Linked DNA regions of Homo sapiens: region 1 is linked to region 2. Evidence: chromatin loops called from intact Hi-C (ENCODE). Cell type or tissue: gastrocnemius medialis. All regions are shown on one strand. Links, peaks and the distances in the headings refer to the core of each region. The heading gives the core; the rest is flanking DNA.

The links. Peaks named below come from ENCODE experiments on the same cell type or tissue, not always from the same donor. Only the 100,000 strongest peaks of a DNase experiment are listed, where the experiment ranks them.
Region 1: it touches region 2 in a loop (2.5-fold over the local background); 1 of 110 quality-filtered maps calls a loop at or near these places.

Annotation. Positions count from the first base shown.
Region 1 is chr22:42,647,424-42,651,806 of GRCh38, forward strand. It overlaps CYB5R3 (cytochrome b5 reductase 3), which reads right to left and starts at 1,969. Exons shown (of 9, transcript NM_000398.7): 1 at 1,872-1,969. The coding sequence starts at 1,892. RefSeq lists silencers at 1,480-1,829, 1,850-2,039, 2,350-2,449 and an enhancer at 2,144-2,957. In gastrocnemius medialis, for the core only: no CTCF peak of the experiment used is centred there; DNase peaks (open chromatin) are centred at 1,068, 1,388, 1,688 and 2,138; H3K4me3 peaks cover 1,931 bases; H3K27ac peaks cover 2,654 bases.
Region 2 is chr22:42,908,451-42,912,833 of GRCh38, forward strand. It overlaps PACSIN2 (protein kinase C and casein kinase substrate in neurons 2), which reads right to left. Exons shown (of 11, transcript NM_001184970.3): 2 at 3,571-3,707. The coding sequence starts at 3,630. Among named protein-coding and RNA genes, the nearest start is that of ARFGAP3, 53 kb to the left of the region's middle. In gastrocnemius medialis, for the core only: a CTCF peak has its summit at 2,332; a DNase peak (open chromatin) is centred at 2,271; H3K27ac peaks cover 3,405 bases.

The DNA of each region.
Region 1 (4,383 bases), core at 129-4,128, 260 kb before region 2:
AACATAGCAAGACATTGTCTCCATTAAAAATACAAAAAATTAGGCCAGGCACAGTGGCTCACTCCTGTAATCCCAGCACTTTGGGAGGCTGAGGCAGGTGGATCATCTGAGGTCAGGAGTTCGGGACCAGCTTGGCCAAGATGGCGAAGCCCAGGTGTGATGGCGAGTGCCTGTAATCCCAGCTACTTGGGAGGCTGAGGCAGGAGAATTGCTGGAGCCCAGGAAGTGGAGGTTGCAGTGAGCTGAGATCATGCCACTGCACTCCAACCTGGGTGACAGAGAGAGACTCCATCTCAAAAAAAAAAAACTTAGCCAGGCATATTGGCACGTGCCTGTACTCAGGACACTGAGGTAGAAGGATCACTTGTGCCCAAGAGGTTGAGGCTGCAGTGAGCTATGATCGCGCCACTGCACTACTGTCTGGGTGAGAGACTCTTCTCAAAAAAGAAAAAAGAAAAAAGAAATGTATGGAGCAGCCAGGTGCAGGGGACGTGGCCATAAATCCAACCACCAGCTGGAAGGTATGGAACACCACCAAAAACAGCAGGGAAGGGTTGGGTGGAGACCAGGGGAAGCTTTAGAGACACAGGCAGGACATTTCAACAATAAAGGAGGCAGATGCTTTCTGGGGAAAAATGGGCCGGGTGTTGCATGGAGGTTGGGGTGATGCCCACAGGTTCACCCTGGCCAAGGTTGCCTGGGGTCTGAACATCCCGAAGTTCTGGGTTGGGCCACACTTTCCTTAGCAACCACCCAAGCCAAGAGGCCTTTTGCCTGGATCCCCAAGGAGGAGACTCCAGGTCCTCCCCAAGGAGGGAGGACCCAGGTGCCCTCCAAGTGGCAGATGCCAGGCATAGAGGTAGAGGTGGAGGTGGAGGAGCACTGGGCTGATTCCTCCTGTGCCAGCCTCCCCACGCCTAGCGGGTCACAGTTGACAGGAGAGCTGCCCTCTGCAGCCGCAGCCTCCACATGTCCACACAGACTCAAGCCTCCAGCCTCACCATGGTCAACTTTTGAGAAACTGGGGAGAGGAGGTGGCCTGGGGGGAAGGGAAGGTGGCTCTAGGCCAGCCCAGGAGTGACAGCAGCAGAGTGGACTTTGAAACCCCATGGAGCAGGCTCCTTCCGGCGGCAGCGTTGTGGGACGGTGGCCAAGACTAGTTTGCATTTCCCCATCTGTGAAATGGGGCAAACAGCACTGACACCGCAAAGTGTGAGGTCCCCAGCACAGCTTGCAGGGTCAGTGGGAGCCTGGCCTTGATGGGAGCCTGGCCCACTGAGCATTGGGAGGATGCCCCCGTGTCATCCGGGTTCTGTTCCTTGTTGCTAAACGTGCAAAACCCTCTGACATAGTGACATCGCACACACACACACGTTCAGTCGCAGTCAGTGACATCGCCCATTCACATACTCCCGTACACACACACACACCCCATCACACGTTTCCATGCCCGCCCTTCACACCCACGGTCACACTCACACACACATTCACTCTCAAGCCATTCACACGCTCGCTCACACACTCACACTCAGCGGCACACACGCTCACAACCACGGGTCCCTCCAGCAGCCAAGGCCCCACGGCGGCCAGGGCAGGGCCCAGGTGCCCCCGGGTGCTGGGCTCTGGCGCGCCCCCCGGGCAGGAGGGCTGGGTCCCCGCTGCAGACTGCCAGGGCGTAAGTAGCGGTCACCACGTAGCTCGCCCAGGCCCTTGTGGGGTGGGGTGGGGCGCGGCGGGCTGGGCGGGCGAAGTGGGTGCGGCCGGGTGCGGCCCGGGTCCCGCGTCACCTCCCGCAGGCCAGCCCGCCCCCTCGCCGCCGGGTCCCAGTCCCTCGCGACGCCCCGCGGCCCCGGCGCCCCCTCCCCGCCTACCGTGCTGAGCTGGGCCCCCATGGTGGCCCCGCGCCGCGCTCGCTCTGTCGCCGCCGCCGCCGCCGCCGAGACCGTCGCGCCCGGGCCCGCGTCACTCCGGAGCAGGGGCGGGGCCGAGGGGCCAGGCGGGCGCGCGGGGCGGGGCGGGCGCGGGGGCGGGGACCGGGTCGCTCCGCCTGCTTCTGCCGGGGATGGAGACTGGGAACTGGGGATGCGGCCCTCTGCGCTCCGAGCTCTCCCGCCGCTGTGCTGCCCCGCGCGGGACGGTGGCCTCTCTGGGCCTCGTTCGCCGCCATAAAGGAAGCAAGATGGCGCCCCCCGGATGGGAGCGAGAATAAGAGGCGGAATCTTCCCCCGGCCTCCGAGACTGCAGGGGCCGGTCCTGCCTGGCCTGGCCTGGGCCTGTGCCTGCAGCTGCTCAGCGCGGCCCTTCCCCGGGCCTTTGAATTTGTAGTTCCCTGGGCAGCACTGTTCCCAGCTGCCTCGGGCCGGGTTAAATGCTGCGGTCTCAGCACGGCCCGCCCGGAGCCTCCTCGCCGGCGGCGCCTCCGCTCCCCACGCCATTGTCCCACTGTGGAGTGATCTTTGTCCCACTTAGCTGAAGGCCTCCTGCGTGTTTCCCCCACTCCCACCCCATCCCAGTGGACTGTGCGCTCCCGGAGGGCAAGGCCCTATCTGGTTTGAAGTCCCGTACATCCCCAGAGCCTAGCCACACAGAGCCTAGCATATAGTAGGTGCTCAATAAATACCTTTTTTTTTTTTTTTTTTTTTGGTAAAGCAGGGTCTCACTCTTGCCCAGACTGGAATGCAGGAGCCTGATCACAGCTCACTTTAGCCTCAACCTCCCAGGCTCAAGTGTTCCTCCTGCCTCAACCTCCTGAGTAGCTGGGCACATGCCACCACGTCCGGCTAATTGTTTTTTTTTTTGAGACGCAGTTTCGCTCTTGTTGCCCAGGCTGGTATGCATTGACGCGATCTCGGCTCACCGCAAACTCCGCCTCCAGGGTTCAACAGATCCTCCTGCCTCAGCCTCCCGAAATTACAGGCATGTGCCACCACATCTGGCTAACCAGCTAATCTTTTTTTTTTTTTTTTTTTTTTTTTTTTTGAGACAGAGTCTCGCCCTGTCCCCCAGGCTGGAATGCAGTGGCGCCATTTCGGCTCAATGCAAGCTCCGCCTCCAGGGTTCACGCCATTCTCAGCCTCCCGAGTAGCTGGCACTACAGGCACCCCACCGCGCCCGGCTAATTTTTTGTATTTTCAGTAGGGACGGGGTTTCACCGTGTTAGCGAGGATGGTCTCGATCTCCTGACCTCGTGATCCGCCCGCCTCGGCCTCCCAAAGTGCTGGGATTACAGGCGTGAGCCACCGCGCCCGGCCTAATTTTGTATTTTTAGTAGAGACGGTGTTTCAACATGTTGGTGAGGCTGGTCTCGAACTTCCGACCTCAGGTGATCCACCTGCCTCGGCTTCCCAAAGTGCCGGGATTACAGGTGGGAACTACCGCGCCCGGCCATTTTTGCATTTTTTTGTAGAGACGGGTTTCACTATGTTGCCCAGGCTGGTCCGGAACTCCTGGGTTCAAGCCATCCTCCCACCTTGGCCTCCCAAAGTGCTGGGATTATAAGCGTGAGCCACGATGAGCAGCCTAAATACTTGTTGAATGGATGAATTTGACAGACAGTGGGCACCTTCTCTGTGTAGGCTCATGCTGGGCCTTAGCGTCATTCTCTTGCCTTGCTCTCCTGGTAGGGTCTTGGACCCAGATGTGAGCTCCTGGTGCTCTGAGGGGATGGGGTGGGCTGTGTGTTCAGGCAACGTGGCACAGACCAGGCAGAGAAAGGGAGAAGCGCCTTGCTGGCAGGGCCTGGAGGTGGAGACAGGTGAACAGAGGCCTGATGGGCAAGGTTAGAGGGGCTGATACAGCCGAGCTGGGGTGTGATGTGACGTTGGGGAGGCAATGTGGAGCCCCGGGTGGAAAGAACTGGAATGTCAAGGAGAATGGGGAGCCCTGCAGGATCTAGGTAGCTGAGGGAGTGACTCACTGGGTTTATTTACCCAGAGAAGAGATCTCGCTCTGATGCCCAGGCTGGAGTGTAGTGATGCAGTCACAGCTCACTGCAGCTCAAGCCATCCTCCCACCACAGCCTCCCGGAGCACTGGGATTACAGGCATGAGCCACCATGCCCGTCTGCCTACCCACCCACCTGACCTACTGTTTTTTTTGTTTGTTTGGTTGGTTGGTTGGTTTTTCTTTTTTGAGACGGAGTCTTGCTCTGTTGCCAGGCTCACTGCAATCGCGGCTCACTGCAACCTCCGGGGTTCAAGCGATTCTCCTGCCTCAGCTTCCCTAGTGGCTGGGACTACAGGTGCGTGCCACCATGCCCAGCTAATTATTATTATTATTATTATATTTTTTGAGACGGAGTTTCGTTCTTGTTGCCCAGGCTGGAGTGCAATGGTGCGATCTCGGCTCGCCGCAACCTCCGCCTCTCAGGTTCAAGTGATTCTC
Region 2 (4,383 bases), core at 171-4,170:
AGCTCCCAGAACCAAAGAGAAGGCCTGGAAGCAGTGCCCAGAAGTGGAAAGGCAGGAGGAGGGCCCCTGGGCTCCTGCAACAAGTCAGGAAAACTTGCCAGAAGTAGCCAAGCTGCCCCATGCCCTGCCGTGAAGCCTGTGGGCGGGCCAGACCAGGCTCTGACTTGCTGAGGGAGCGACCCACCTGGGGAACTGCCTCCACTTGGCCCCCGCCACTGTAATCCCACACGACTTCCCATTTTGCTCCAAAACTGGCCCTTAGCTCCAAAAAGGTCAAGGTCCTCAGCACTCTGTAAGACCACACTCATTCAGGCTCCAGACTTGGTTCCAACCTGGAATGCCATCCCTTCTACTTGTTCCCAATTCTTGGCCCAACCCTACTCAGCCACAGGCCTCCTCTGCTGACTCTGCCCAGCAGACCATGTTACTGAGAGGCAGAGCTGGGGGTGGTCCCTCCTGCTCTCATACTCCATAAGCATCTTCTTTGTGGGAACTGGATCCCCTCTCCCCTCTTCCTCTTTTTATTTTTCCCCTATATCTACAGGGTTGGGGGAATGCAGGAGGTACTCCTTCCGAATATGCATTAAATAGCTCTATTCAGTATCATGTCCCTGTGGGTAACCTCTCCTCCCACAGGTCAGTATGGGTTCCTTCATTCGTCCAGCAAGCATCCAAGTGCAGCAACGTCCACTACCCCATGCTGCCTTTCCTGCCCTTCCCCCTGGGCAAACCTAGCAAATCCTACGGCACCTGGCATGATGACCTGCCTAGTGTCTACCTTATTCCTCCAAATGTCACAGCCAAAGGCTCCTGGAGGACAGGGCCACACAGAAGATGGCTCTGGAATGACATATTCCAGTTAGTATCTTTTGGTGGGAAGGAGTAAAATTAAACACAAAAAACTTTTCCACCTCAAGACCACAAGGCTTTCTTTGGAAAAGTGTCCTTCCATGGGAAAGAGGAACTTGCTACCTGCCTGGGAAGATGTGCAGTTGGCAGTGTGCACCTGAGTCTCTCAGATCCCAGCAGGCCATCACTGAGCAGTCACTCCGCCACTCAACGAACATCCGTCATGGAGAAGGCGGACGACCACAGCACTGCGGAGTTGATACCAGCTGGAGAGTAATTTCAGGGACAGCATCACAAGCTGAGCAGAGCCCGCCTGAGCATTTTCAGGCAAAAGGAGATGTTCTTGTCTACTGACATTATTGCAGTTGAGAATTTAACAGGGAGCATAAGAGCTTAATTACTGGACTTGTTAAAGCTAGTTGATTTAATATATGCTGACAATATACACTGGCAACGTTCACCTGAATGTTTTTTAACAAGCAGCTGAAGAATTCTGTAATAGCACTATATTTAGCTACATAATTTTCCCAGCAGTTTCTGCCACCAAGTGGGTAATGAAGACAATGTCGCCAAGGGCACCGCAGGAACAGACATTGACTGTGCACACCGACTCCCTCAGCTCCCGTGTCAGAGGGAAGGGCCCCCACCAGCCTTGCCCTGATGCCCTAAAACACTTAACGTTTATTCATTCTTTTAACCCTCACAATACTAGGATATGGGTACCGTTATTACCCCCATCTTATAGATTGGGAAATGAAGGCAAAGAAAAATCAGTAACTTGCCCAAAGCCATACACAGAAGTAAGTGATCAGGTCAGCAGTCAAACCCAGACCTCCTGGCTCCAAAGCAATGTCTTCACCTGTCCCCATTGCCTCTCCTGGCCTATCCCTCACAAGGAAGGGCCTTTTGAGTGTGCTTGTCCTGTCTGCACCACCACCAAGCTCAAGGCAGGGAATGATTGGTGCCAGCCAGCAATGTCACTACAGTTACAAAAAAGAGGCTCCCCATAACTGGAAAGGTTTCTATCTATAGTTTTGGTTCAGTGTTGAGAACAAGGGCCTGCACTTCTAAAGGCTGGAGAGCTCACAGGAAGGCTCTCACAGCTGCTGCCAGCTCCATAAGCGCTCCTGCACTAATGAGGCCACAGCCTCTCTGGGGGGGCCAGCCAGCGGGACCTGATTACTGTGAACCTGTACCTGCAAGCGGGGGCAAAGGCAGTCCTGAATTCTAGCACTATTCCAGGGGCACCTCCAAACCACGTCGTGTAACTGCTGGTCCTGCTTCATCTAGTTTCACGGCCAACCTCCTGCCATGCTGTGAGATGTGGCTGGCGACCTGTTTGGCTGTCACTGCTCCTGTCACTCTTGCTGTCTTAAGTGAAATATTTCTCAGGCAGATGTGCCTCTCCGGCTGCTGAAATTTGAGCTGGGTGCCCCCCTCACCCCTCCAGAAGGATGCCACCAGCCGAGGGGTGGCAGCAGAGAGGACCTGCATGCTCTGTGCCTTTCCACATTTATTTCTGCTGTGGCAGAAGCCAGCTTCTGGAGGGCAGGAACTCAGTCTGTCACATCCCTTGCCTAGCACACTACAGGTACTCAGTTAACACATAATTTTTTTTTTTTTGAGACGGAGTCTTGCTCTGTCACCCAGGCTGGAGTGCAGTGGCGCTGTCTCGGCTCACTGCAAGCTCCGCCTCCCGGGTTCATGCCATTCTCCTGCCTCAGCCTCCCAAATAGCTGGGGTTACAGGTGCCCACCACCACGCCCAGCTAATTTTTTGTATTTTTAGTAGAGATGGGGTTTCACCATGTTGGCCAGGCTGGTCTTGAACTCCTGACCTCAAGATCCACCCGCCTCGGCCTCCCAAAGTGCTGGGGTTACAGACATGAGCCACTGCGCCCGGCCATGCAAAGCCTCTTTCCATGAAGGCCAAGAAAGCTCCAGGGGTTTTGCCACAGGGACAAAATTAGACCAAAAATTGACTTCCTATAGTCTCAGCTACTCAGTAGGCTGAGGTGGGAGGATGGCTTGAGCCCAGGAGATCAAGGCTTCAGTGAGCCATGATGGTGCCACTGAACTCCAGCCTGCGCTCTCGAGACCTCAACTGTTAAAAAAAAAAAAAAAAAAAAGATGGACTTTCCATTAACTAGCAGGAAGGAAAAGTAAGTGGGACTCAGGAACAACACCCTCCGCCTCCACAAAAAAACAAAAATAATCCAATCAGGAAGAGGGCCACTCATGGGTACAGACTGGCGGCAGATGCTCCAGCAAGTTTGAAGGCATTTGGCCCTCTGGCCACTTGCCTGTGTTGTCCAGCATGATGTCAAATCACAGCCCTCCTTGTTTCTACATAAAACTCAACAGTAAAGTGCCTCGTAGGATAAGCTGAGCAATTAGTGTCTGTCTCTCCCACTCACACCATGGCAAACATAAAAAGGAAGGTGATCCCCAAGACCTTTCATAAACACCCCTAACCTCTTTAAGTATCAGCCTTTCCTAGCAAGGTAAGTTCACTGCCTTCGATGATGGCTAAGGCATACCTGAACTGCCTAAAAACAAGTGTCCAAACCTTTTCTGCTGCTATCTAGGTCTGACTACAAATGCATGGCTGGTTTGGGGGTATGTTCACCTCAGTTCCCAACCTCCACCAAAAAAACCAAAGGGCCTGCCAGACACTATTGGCCTGGCCACTTCATTCACTGGAAGAAAGCAGGTGCATTACCTCCCAGAAGCTGTCGCTGGACACTTCTACTCCAACGGAATCATCATATGTGACAGACATTTTTTCAAAGGCTGAGGGAGCAGCAAAGTATACTTAGTCAGGGGTCAACTTCGAACGCTCAAAATCTGTAGACAAACCTATAAATGAAAAACATATAACATAGTGGTTTTTAAATTCCCAAGGTAAAGAAACAAGTCATCTCTATTTCACAACTTCCCGTTTCTAATCACTGCCTTCAGTACAGGGCGGTCTATAATATTTCCTTTAGGTGGCAGAAAGCCAGTAGACTCTAATCAACTCTGGGCACATATGTGTATGTCTGTGTGTGTGCATGGTGGGTGATGGGGGCGAGGGGTGCATGTGCATAAAAGGCAGAGTCCTTGGATCTCTGGGCTTGCCCATCCCGACCTACTCTACCTAACTGGTAGGGCTAGGACCCGGGATAAAACGTGAGTGGAGGTAATCCCACCTTTGACACCCTACTCCCCTCTCCAGAGTGGCTACCACATTCCACTTGTGTGAGCACTGTCCCCACTCAACTCCACCTTTACTGACTCCGCCACTGAAGCCACAAATTCAGACCAGTTTGTTCTGACACTGTCTGTGTGTGGCTCAGCTGGAAAGCTAAATGGATCACTTCTGAATAACAGACTCAGCAATCTACAATCCAGGCAAGGGTAAAGGCGGCAATTATTTCCCCTGTTGGAGGGAAGAAACTGAAGGACTCCCATAAGCACAAACCACACCTTGCTAGTGTGATGACCTGTCCGCAGCCGAGATGAAACTGTCTGACTTTTTGGTAAAAAGGTGACC